2 separate regions of the Homo sapiens genome follow, and region 1 is linked to region 2. A link is a contact called in ENCODE Hi-C or POLR2A ChIA-PET data. All regions are on one chromosome and are shown on one strand. The core of a region is the stretch at or near the end of the contact, and the rest is flanking DNA. Distances in the headings are between cores, read along the strand shown. Region 1 holds the start of DHH-AS1 (DHH antisense RNA 1). Region 2 holds the start of DRC2 (dynein regulatory complex subunit 2).

Region 1 (5,845 bases), core at 2,992-5,491, 190 kb after region 2:
AAAGAGACAAGGGCAGGTTTAGAAAGTAGGAAAGGTCCACAGCTTGGGATGTGTTTCTGAGACCCGGAAAAACAAAGGTGGCAACAGAGCCTCAGTGTGGGTTGAGGGCAGCAGTGGGTGGAAGGACACCAAAGGTAAACTTGACCTGCTTCCAAATATTGCCTTTATCAAGCACTACCTGGAACCCTATTATGCTTTCACCTCCTTGACAATTGAACTCAAGGGTCATGAGGGTGAGGGACATGAGGCGGCAACTTTGATACATAAGGAAGTCTGGGCTACTACAGGTATACTAGTAGGGCATCTGCAGCTTCCAGGAACCACAGAGCTAAACTAGGCAGGAGTGATGTAAAAGTGCCATGGTTTGGAACGACTTGCCCAAGGAGAAGCAGGTGGACTCCTTGACAGCTCCTGATATGTGTGACTCAGCGCTGGCAGCTTAACAAGGCCCACCCATCATCTCTCCCTCCTGGGAGCGGGCTCCTTTGCGCAGGTCCAGTACACCCTTCCATGTCTGAGACCGCTTGCCTTCCGTTTCAGAGAACCATATGCATAGGCCTAGAATTCTCTTGAAGGCCACCAGAGGGCGGTGTATAGCAGGGACCCTGTGCGATGGGAGCGCACAGCGGCTACTGGCAAGGGCGAGCTCCGGGTGGTACCAACAACCCCCGACTATTTCCTCCTCCCCGCCTCACCTCCACCCAAGACACTTCCCTTCTGGAGCAGCCCAGCTTCCTCCAGAGCTTCCATTCCTAACTCAGGGGCACCTGCCTGCCTGGATTCCAGGTGTCTACTGCGTTGGAACCTAAAGGTTCCAAAAACACCCAGGCTAGGGAAGTAGAGCTGGTGATAATGGGAGAGGGAGGAGGAGGCGCTGAAGACCAAGCCAGTAGAAACAACAATCAGGGCCAGCGATCAGGAGGGGAGCTCGGGTTGTAATGCTGATATGCCCTTGTTTAGGGAATCTACTTCCCCCACATACACCCAGGCTGAATCCATTCTCTCTCTCTGAGCAGCCCTTCAGTAAGGAAATATTCCAGCCTCTTACTGTGCCCCCCTTCCTTTTTCAGGCCATGACTATGCGACGATTGCAAATTATTACCCAGGTTTCCCATGGATCATCAGTTGGCCCAGTGGCATATCAGAAAAAACATCCACCCCATCCAGGCCCTGCCACCAAGGTAGGATGGGGACCAGGACTACTGGCTAACAATAGGGGACTAGATGCTTTGAGTATCAGTACTCATAGGGGCCTGAGCCCCTGCTGGAGCCCCTATAAACAGAGAAGAGGTGTGCACAGTCTTTCCCACCTGGGACAACCCTGGACCCTTCAGCCGCAGGAGCGAAATGCTGGTCCTCTCTGGATGGGAGACGGAAACAGCAGCCTGGAAAAGGGTACGACTCTTGTGGGCTCTGTTGCTTATGGGTTGGGATGCCCCTTCTGAAGGGAGGAAAAGGGTCCCAAAGACCCTGCTGAGGAAGGAGGGGGAGCCGGAAGTAAGCTGTTAACTCAGGTTGGCCACCTTTATCCCCCTCTCTGGAGGTGAATCACCCTCTGAATGGAAGTGTTTTCCAGTAAGCTCCTGAAAGCCTTCCCTTTATTAGCCCACCTTGCAGGAAAACGTCAGATGTCAGACTGGCTGGCTGTGTCAGACAGTGTTAATGCCATGCCCCAGCCCCTCACCTTGGCAAGCTGGGCAAGGGAATCATTATATTACAATTTATAAATAAGAAATAAAATAAAATTATCGGGTGGGGCTGAAGCACTGGGGGAGAGGCTAAATAGTCCTCTTTAAGGAGTGCGCACCATCAGCCCTACCTACCTAGGACCCGGTATCACCTCCTCTCAGTACGAGGTTGCCCCTAAGCCAGGCATAGCCCCATTTTCTCCCTCCCCCTCCCTCTCCCTCCCTTCCAGTCGGCATCGTCTGCTGCCCACAGCCCCATATCTCAGCCAGCAGGCCCTCGTTTCCTCGGGCGCTTCGAGGTTTCTATGCCTGGGACGCTCAGCCCAGTAGCTCCTCCGCTAAGCGGTAGAGGAGCCGAGAGTACCAATGCATGCCAGTCGGCTGGACGGCCCCGCCGGGGAGCAGCGCCCCTAGCGCGTGCAGCAGTCTCAAGGGGGCAAAAGCGCGGTGCGCCCACTGGTGACTCTCCAGAACCGCGTAGCAAGAGGCCAGGACATCGTTCACCAGCAGCGTCCCGTGCGCGGTGAGCGGCGCGAACACGCCCACGGCTTCCTCCCGCGCCACACGGGCCACGCGCGCTGGCCGAAGCGCATCCCCGCCGGGCGCCAGCACCGAGTCCCCAGCGCGTAGCCGGCGCGCGAACACCGGTGCAAAGTCGCCTGGCGCGGGCGCCGGCCCTCGAGCGGCAAACACCAGGTGCCAGGGCGTGAGCAACAGTTTGCGTGGAGGCCACTCGGTCTCCACAGCCACAAATGAAGCCCGGCGCTGCAAGTCCCGGTCCAGGAAGAGCAGCACCGGCGTGGGCACCACCCGGCCTGACGCATCGGCCGCCAAAACCCAGTCTCCGCGGTGCAGTTCCCGCAGCCCTTTCCGCTCGCCGCTCCACAGGCGCACAGTTGCATTTCCCGGAAAGCAGCCGCCCGCCCGGACCGCCAGTGAGTTATCTGCAGGGAACAACCACAGGGAGGATTGAATCAAGACCAGCGGTTCCAGAACGATTCTCAAGGCCAGCGCAGATATCGCCAGTCATGGACAACACAATTTTCCGTTAATCTGACTGGCCCCAACCTGGGCAGAAAAGGAAGGGCGGTTTTTCTTTCTTTTCTTTTCCTTTTTCTTCTCTTTTCTATGTATGTATGTATGTATGTATGTATGTATGTATGTATGTATGTATTTTGAGATAGAATCTCGCTCTGTCGCCCAGTAGATGGAGTGCAGTGGCACCATCTCGGCTCACTGCAACTTCTACCTCCCGGGTTCAAGTGATTCTCGTGCCTCAGCCTCACGAGTAGCCGGGATTACAGGCATACACCACCACGCCCAACTAATTTTCGTATTTATAATAGAGACGGGATTTCACCATGTTGGCTAGGCTGATCTCGAACTCCTGACCTCAAGTGATCCGCCCTCCTTGGCCTCCCAAAGTGCTGGGATTAGAGGCGTGAGGCACCGCCTCGGCCTGGACGGGTGGTTTTCAACACTAAAGCCCGCTTGGTCTCCCCTAGGGTGGCAACAGTACTACTGCAGACTCAGTTTCCCGGAGGGAGCCCCCTTTGGGCGGATTTTACCACCCTCCTCCTACTGTACCAGCTTTGACCGACACGTGGACGTGGTTGCGGGACTCGTAGTAGACCCAGTCGAAGCCGGCTTCCACTGCGAGGCGCGCCAGCAACCCATACTTGTTGCGGTCGCGGTCAGACGTAGTGATGTCCAAAGCACGGCCTTCGTAGTGGAGTGAATCCTGAGCGTGGTGGCCGTCCTCGTCCCAGCCCTCAGTCACTCGTAGGCGCACTCCGGGCCACATGTTCATCACGGCAATGGCCAAAGCGTTCACCCGCTCCTTACAACGCTGGCGGGGAATAAAGGAGTCAGTCTCCCCACCACCACCCTTGGGGCAAAAGGGACCTGGATAGGAGGGTTGATTCTTTGTTATTCCGGCCCTACTCTTACCCCTCCCAGCTTTTGAGTGTCCTGGAGAAATGAGAATCTGAGTCGATGGTAGTCACCAATCTGCACTCTGTTCCCAGGACGTCGTTGGAGAACTGTGGGCTCACCTCTGAGGTTGAGAGGGGGTGCCCATACCTAGCTCCTTCCCCATTTTTAATGCCCGTCCCTCACCCCTATTGGTTCAGGGACAGCGGCTCAACCTGGGAGAAGGACAGAGTTAGGAGGGCGAATGGAAGCGTGGTCAGGGAGGGCCTGGTTGCTCCCGGAGAGCCCCTGTTTGAGCCTGGCCCCCGCCCCAGGCACCGGCTCCCCTCCCTCCGCCTGATTCATCTTTTGTTTCATTGCCTTCCCTGGCACCGGGCATCGCTTCCTTCCTTCCTTCCTCCTCCTCCTTTGGGCCCTTAGCATTAACCCCTTCGTGCTCTGGGTGCCCCCCAGAGAGGTGCCCAAGAGGAGCTGTGCGGGATCAAGGCTGCTGGAAAAAGGATTGGGGTGGCGGGGGTTGCGCGAAGTACAATGGCCATTATCCGGGATGACTTAACCGAGCGAGAATCCTGAGCCCAGGCCGGGAACGCGCTGGGAGAAGCGGACTCAGCAGCTCCGGCCACAAAGGCGCTTTTCAGCCGCCCCGGCTCAGGGAGAGGAAAGGGCAGAAAGCCGCGCCCCCAATCCCTGCTCCGTCCGGGTAGGTCCCCTCCCCCCGCGCGTCCAGTCTTCCCAGTTCCAGCTAAGGCTCTGCCAGTCCGGAGAGCCCCTATCTCTCCCATCTCTGCTCTAGATGCAGCCCAGAAGGGCGTGGGAGTAGCACCTGAGAATAACGGTCTCCTTGTGCGGATCTGGGGAGCCCCCTGCAGGGTGAGAGCGGAGAAGAGGAAAAGAAGCTGCGGCTGGAAGCCTGCACCTGGGGGAGTGAGACCACAGTTATCTTGGCCGCTCCAGCCTGGGAGCGGGAGACCTTGGCGCGCACCATAGCAGGGACACCGCGGGAGGAGGCGCAGAGGGACAGCTTCCTTTTTTTCTTTCCCCTCCGACCTCTCACCTCGGACTTGGTTTTCTCCTAACAGAAAGACACTTTTCCCCTCTCCTCTAGTCTCCTCCACCCCGCAGAGTTGGGGTTGGGTGGGGGGAAAACAGGAAAAGTGGTAGCTCCTTCCAACTTTGTCGTTTCGTCCCCTAAGGAGGCCCCGAGGCCCTGACCTGCGGGGGCAGCAGCCCAGTGCAGAGCCAACTCAATGGAGGCCTTTTGCAGCCAGGGTGTGGGAGATAAGTAAGACTGAGGGGGCTCCCAGGCCTGCCGGAGCCCCTCCTGAGCCTGTCCCTTGTTCTGCCCACTCTGCTGCAGGTGGCAACCAGAGGAAAGGGCCACAATGTTCCACGGCCAAGGAGGAAAGAAGGAATGCCCCTTTTCCCATCTCTAGGTAGGAGGAAGGCTTCAGGGCAGAAGCAAAAGGAATTATTTCTTCCCTGGACAGGTTTTCCTAACAAAGTAACCTGGAAAACTATGGCAATTAATCAGAGGAAATCCGTACCCCTCCCTCTCCCCCCACCTCCCCACTCCATACACAATTAGGTGGTGTAATGGAAAGTATATAGGGCTTAGAATCAGGAGTCCTGAATTCTAGTCCCAGCCATGCCACTTTAAATTGTGAGAGTTTAAATTGCTTTTCCTCCTGGGGGAAGTCCAGCTCTCAGATGTAAAATGAGGGTGGCAGTGGGGGTGGGGAGGGTTGGAGGAATGTCATCTCTCAAGTTTTCTTTCAGTTCTAACATTCAAGATCACTGGCCAGGCTGGATGAAGTGGCTCACACCTGTAATCCAGCACTTTGGGAGGCCGAGGTGGGAGGATCCCTTGAGCTCAGGAGTTCAAGACTAGCCTAGGCAACATGGCAAGACCCCGTCTCTACAAAAAATAAAAAATAAATCACTCGCCAGAGGTGGTCCTTCTCTTCCACCTCACTCTAGGTGGTTCCAATGCTCAAAAATGGTAGTTGAATTTATCCTAATTATGTAATTCCAAGGAAAGCCCCTGAGATAGGCAGAGCTTGGAAGACTTAGGAGCCCTCTGATTCTCAGGTGGGTCCATCTGTTATTCTCACTGAGGATTACTTTTTAACCCCAAGATTATCGTTTAGACCCTAGGATAGCCCTAGAATAGACCCTAGAATAGATGTGTCCTGGTTCTAGGACACGTTTCCCATGCCAAAAGCAAT
Region 2 (5,645 bases), core at 705-3,204:
GAGAGGGAGAGAGAAAGAGAGAAAGAAAGGAAGGGAAGGGAAGGGAGAAGAAAAGAAAGTAATCTACTTTCTGTCTTTATAGCTTGGCCTTTTCCGGATATTTCATATAAATGGAACCATACAATATGTAATCACTTGTGTCTGGCTTATTTCACTGAGCATAGGGGTTTTTTTGGCCGAACATGGTGGCTCACGCCTGTAATCCCAGCACTTTGGGAGGCCGAGGTTGGTGGATCATTTGAGGTCAGGAGTTTGAGACCAACCTGGCCAAGATGATGAAACCCCGTCTCTACTAAAAATACAAAAATTAGGCAGGCATGGTGGTGACACCTGTAGTCCAGCTACTCGGGAGGCTGAGGCAGGAGAATTTCTTGAACCCGGGCGGTGGAGGTTGCAGTGAGCCGAGATCACGCACTGCACTCCAGCCTGGGTGACAGAGTGAGACTCCAGTCTTAAAAAAAAAAAAAGGGTTTGTTTGTTTTGTTTTTGTTGTTGTTTCTTTTTGATACAGGGCTGCTCTGTCACCCAACTGGAGTGCAGTGGCTTGACTATGGCTTGACCTCTGGGGCTCAGGTGATCTTCTCACCTCAGCCTCCTGGGGTAGCTGGGACAACAGGTACGCACCACCACGCCCAGCTAACTTCTTTTGTATTTTTTGTGGAGAAGGGGTTTCGCCACATTGCTCAAGCTAGTCTCGATCTCTTGGGCTAAAACGATCCTCCCGCCTCGGCCTCCCAAAGTGCTGGGATTACAGGTGTGAGGCACAGCGCCCAGCCTGCATATTCTTTTTGAGGTTCATCCACATTGTAGCTGGTATCCATAGTTTGTTCTGAATAATATTCCATTGTATGGACATAGCATATTTTGTCTACTCATTCACATGTTAATGGACATTTAGGTTGTCTCCAATTTTTCCAACTGGGCTATTATGAGTGAGACAGATAAGAAAATTCCTGTGCAAGTTTTTGTGTGTATACATGCTTTCATTTCTCTTAGGCAGATCCCTAAGAGTGAAATTATTGGGTCACATGGTAAATTTATGTTTAACATTTTAAAAAATTGCCAAACTGTTTTCCAAAGTGGCTACACCATTTTACATTTCTACCACCAATATATGAGGGTTCTCGTTTCTCCACATTCTCTCCAACACTTATCTTTTTAAAAAAGGTTTTTGTTGTTGTTGTTGTTTGCAGTTTTTACAGTTTTATTTAAACAGAAAACATACACATGAGCTGTCTACTCATTTTCTTTGCTGCGCAGCCTGGGATTGGGGTTGGTGACTCTGACGGCCAGCTGGGCAGCTCTTTTCCACGATGGCTTTGCGGTTCTTGGAGGAAACATTGTGAGCGATCTCAGCACAGTAAGATTTGTTGCACAACAGCAGCACTTCCAGCTCCTTGACGTGTGGACCAGGAATTTCCGGAAGCCACTGGGCAGCATGTGCTTTGTTTTCTTGTTGCTCCCATAATCAATGTTGGGCATCAAGATCTAACCCTTGAACCTTCCACGAACCCTGTTGTCAATACCTCTGGGTTTCCGCCGGTTACGCTTAATTTTGACATATCGGTCAGACTGGTGCCGGATAAACTTCTTGGTTCTCTTTTTGACGATCTTGGGCTTCCCAAGGGTTCTGAGGACGGTTTATAAAAGTGCACTGAGGGGAGGCTGAGACAGGAGAATTGCTTGAACCCGGGAGGCGGAGGTTGCAGTGAGCCGAGATCGTGCCCATCCTAGGCGACAGAGAGAGACTCTATGTCAAAAATAAATAAATAAATAAATAAATAAATAAATAAATAAATAAATAAAATGCACTGAGGAGACAGATTTTTGAGAGTTAAAAGGACCCTCTCAAAAACCGACCGCGGTCCTCCACTGGGTAGGGGGCGCTCCAAGACAGGGACTCTTCTAGCCTGTTGCCTCTCCATGTTAGCGATATCCTCGTTGCTAGGAGACTAGACGCGTCTTACAGTGGGAGAGCTCAGCCTCACTGATAGCCGGGGATCTCTCCTGTTCGAGGGCTGAGATCTCCGGTCCCACAACCGCCCACAACCAGGGGCACTTCTGGAAGTCCCCTTTCTAGGGACATTTTTCTTCTAAGCTCTGTAACGCGGGCCGAGGCAGACCGAGGCTTCTTTCCCGGATCCAATCCCCTGCCCCCATGCCTAAGAAAGAAAAAATGGCCAAGACGCCCCTGTCCGATGAGAAGCAGCTGCTTCTGTTTCAGCAGAAGTTGCTGGCAGAGGAGGAGATGGCCAAAAAGAAGGAGAGGCTCCTCAGCCAGTTCTTGAAGGTGATGGCCTTTTGCATTATGTCCTGCTCAACCCCATCCACCCCCTGCCCTGGCCCTGTCACTGAGGAAACCTCATTTTCATCCTGACCTCCCCTCCTCCGGAAATCCTGAGACCCAGATATACTTAGATTTCAGGCAACATTGTTTGGGAGGCGGGGGTGTTCTCTGCGAAGCACGGAGGGGGTGCGTGGTATACGGCTTGGCAATCTTTACTGAATCCCAGAACTGGGACCGTAGGTCCTGTCAGCTGTTCCAGCTGTCTGGAATGCTGATATTCTCCCTGGAGATAGGTCATTACAAACAACATCCTACTCTGATGCTCCCACCCTGAAGGAAATTCACCCTTGCCCTCCCTAAATGCCATCAGGCCGTTCCCATCGAAAAGGGGTAAGGTGTCAGCTGATAAATTAAGAGTGATCTTGTTTGTTGTACTGAAAGGCCCTGACTTCCTGGAGGTATATTTATTCCTTCACACAGGACAAGCTGGCCAAGGAGGAACACAACAGTGCTCTGAACCTTAATAAGATTAACACACAGTGGAGAACTGTCCTTCGGGAAGTCAAGACCAGAGAACTTCATAAGGACATTGAGATCCTCAGCCAAACATTTGAACGAGTGGTGGACTGTAAGGACAATGTCATCAAGGTAGGCACTCTTTCCAAGGAAACCTTGAGTATGGCTTCCTGACCTCTTAATAGAATGAGCCTAGTGAATCCATCTTAAAGCCCTCACAAGACACAGGCTGTGAGAAAGCCAGGCTATTGGTAATAATGGTTTTCACAGAAATAAAAAATAGAATATTGGGCTTTCATCCCTCTCTCCCTTAGAGGACCCACTCTTCTTGTCATCTATTGCCCAAAACCAGTACTATCCAATAGTAGAGTCATAAGGCACAGTAGACATCACCCAGTGACTTGAAATGAGTCCCACACCTTCATTTCAATGTCAGAAGGCTCAGTTCCAGAGGGGAACTGACTTGCCCAAGGTCACATAGCTAGTCAGTGAGAGAACCAGGACTCCAGCATGTGTTTATTGATTCCCACTGCAGTGCTCCATTCAACTAAATTGTTTGGCCTCTTGATTCAACTTCAGTGGCCCTGGATAAGGTTGAGAAGATCTCCATGGGTAAGAGCAGTTCTGGATTTCTAAGCAATTCAATCAGCCATCCTTATGCTCTTGGGAGGTTCTTGAGTTCTTGATTCCATCCTATCTTTTCTTCTAAGGGATTTTCTGTACCCCTTCTTTTGTCTTACTTTTAATATTCTGCCTCCATTTACTGCCTTCTCCTTAGTCTTTTCCATTATTTATTTATTTATTTATTTGACATGGAGTCTTGCTCTGTTGCCAGGCTGGAGTGCAGTGGCACAATCTCGGCTCAGTGCAACCTCTGCCTCCCAGGTTCAAGTGATTCTTCTGCCTCAGCCTCCCGAGTAGCTGTGACTACAGGCATGTGCCACCATGCCTGGCTAATTTTTGTATTTTTAGTTGAGATGGGGGTTTCACCATGTTGGCCAGGATGGTCTCGATCTCCTGACCTTGTGACCCACCCGCCTTGGCCTCCCAAAGTGCTGGGATTACAGGCGTGAGCCACTGCACCCAGCCAGAGTCTTTTCCATTTTCAACAAAACAAAGCCCACAGTAACAGCAAAATATACATTGCCAACATGGTATTCCCCCTCTAGAAAACACACATTTCTCTTTCATAGCCTAATCCCTGGGGAAAGAGCTCAGCAGACCCTGGGCAGCTTCCAGAGATAAATATTAAGAGTCCTCAAATTTGCAATAACCATTATTCATTAGAAGTCCACATACCCCACCAGTTACACCTTATGGATTTTTTTTTTTTTTTTTTGAGGCAGAGTTTCACTCCTGTTGCCCAGGCTGGAGTGCAATGGCGCAGTCTTGGCTCACTGCAACCTCCGCCTCCCGAGTTCAGCCTCCTGAGTAGCTGGGATTACAGGCATGTGCCACCACGCCCACTAATTTTGTATTTTTAGTAGAGATGGGGTTTCTTCATGTCGGTTAGGCTGGTCTTAAACTCCCGACCTCAGGTGATCCGCCCGCCTCAGTCTCCCAAAGTGCTGGGATTACAGGCATGAGCCACCACGCCCAGCCACTGAGGAGTTTCACTCTTGTCACCAGGCTGGAGTACAGTGGCGCGATCTCGGCTCACTGCAACCTCTGCCTCCTGGGTTCAAGCGATTCTCCTGCCTCAACCTCCTGAATAGCTGGGATTACAGGCGCCCACCACCAAGCCCAGGTAATTTTTGTATTTTTAGTGGAGACGGGATTTCACCATGTTGGCCAGGCTGGTCTGGAACTCCTGACCTTAGGTGATCCACCTGCCTCGGCCTCCCAAAGTGCTGGGATTACAGACGTTAGCCACCGCGCCCAGCCCATACCTTATGGATTTTTAAGAGGCTTTTTCAGACACTTATTGGAAGTTATCAAACACTTGATAAGAGGGCCAGGCACGGTGGCTCAAGCCTGTAATCCCAGCACTTTGGGAGGCTGAGGCAGGCGGATCACGAGGTCAGGAGATCGAGACCATCCTGGCTAACATGGTGAAACCCCATCTCTACTAAAAATACAAAAAATTAGCCAGGCGTGGTGGCGGGCACCTGTAGTCCCAGCTACTCGGGAGGCTGAGGCGGGAGAATGGCGTGAACCCGGGAGGTGGAGCTTGCAGTGAGCAGAGATTGTGCCACTGCACTCCAGCCTGGGTGACAGAGCGAGACTCCGTCTCAAAAAAAACAAAACAAAACAAAAAAACACTTGATAAGAACAGCAGTGTTCATTGCCTAGTGTTCCATTATTGGAATGCTAAGTTTGTGGGAGTTATGTATCTCGTACTGTTCAAGGTCATCGCCAAGATCTGATTTTTCACAAAAAATATTTGCAACCTCAGGCATGAATGGGTTAAGGGAAGCTGAGTAGTTGGCCAGGTTCACCCCGAGACAATTAACTTCTTCCTACACAGCAGCCTTGCAGCTTATGATAACAGTTCTTGCTTAGGTAAATCACACACTGTTAATATTAACCACCTTCAGGGTCATTCCTGAATGAGACTACACATATTAAATGTGGAAATGTTAGTGATCCTCACTATCTCTACTTCTTCACTTCCATTTTACCCTGTATCCCACAGCATCTGATTTCTACCCTTCTCTAGGAAACTGCTCAGGTAAAGGCCACTGGTTCAGAATTGTGGCTACTTTTCATCATTTAGTCTTTATCTAACCTAACCTCTCTATGGCACTGACATTCTTGGTCATGCCCTGGGTCTTGAAATTCTCCTTTGGCTTGCATGACACCATTCTGTCATTTTTCCTACCTCTGGGACATAAATCAGTCA

What was found. A loop is a pair of places that touch in the nucleus more often than their neighbours do. ChIA-PET counts read pairs that join two places held with the same protein, here RNA polymerase II (POLR2A). Pooled maps may share reads with other maps.
Region 1: a loop to region 2 is called in a pooled map, with 2.3 times the contacts of the local background. The contact joins the promoter of DHH-AS1 here to the promoter of DRC2 in region 2. A Hi-C loop is called at or near these places in 1 of 50 pooled maps. POLR2A ChIA-PET finds 5 or more read pairs at or near these places in 2 of 52 experiments (Caco-2 and activated CD4-positive, alpha-beta T cell).

Annotation. Positions count from the first base shown.
Region 1 is chr12:49,087,853-49,093,697 of GRCh38, forward strand. DHH-AS1 (DHH antisense RNA 1) reads left to right here and starts at 4,242. Exons shown (of 4, transcript XR_007063295.1): 1 at 4,242-4,490; 2 at 4,978-5,053. DHH (desert hedgehog signaling molecule) reads right to left here. Exons shown (of 3, transcript NM_021044.4): 2 at 3,276-3,537; 3 at 1-2,632. The coding sequence ends at 2,007. RefSeq lists enhancers at 290-359, 400-449, 4,822-4,966, a silencer at 3,781-3,963 and a cis regulatory region at 4,886-4,903.
Region 2 is chr12:48,902,179-48,907,823 of GRCh38, forward strand. It overlaps DRC2 (dynein regulatory complex subunit 2), which reads left to right and starts at 1,955. Exons shown (of 8, transcript NM_033124.5): 1 at 1,955-2,290; 2 at 2,768-2,935. The coding sequence starts at 2,159. It also overlaps the pseudogene RPL32P27. RefSeq lists a silencer at 1,912-1,961.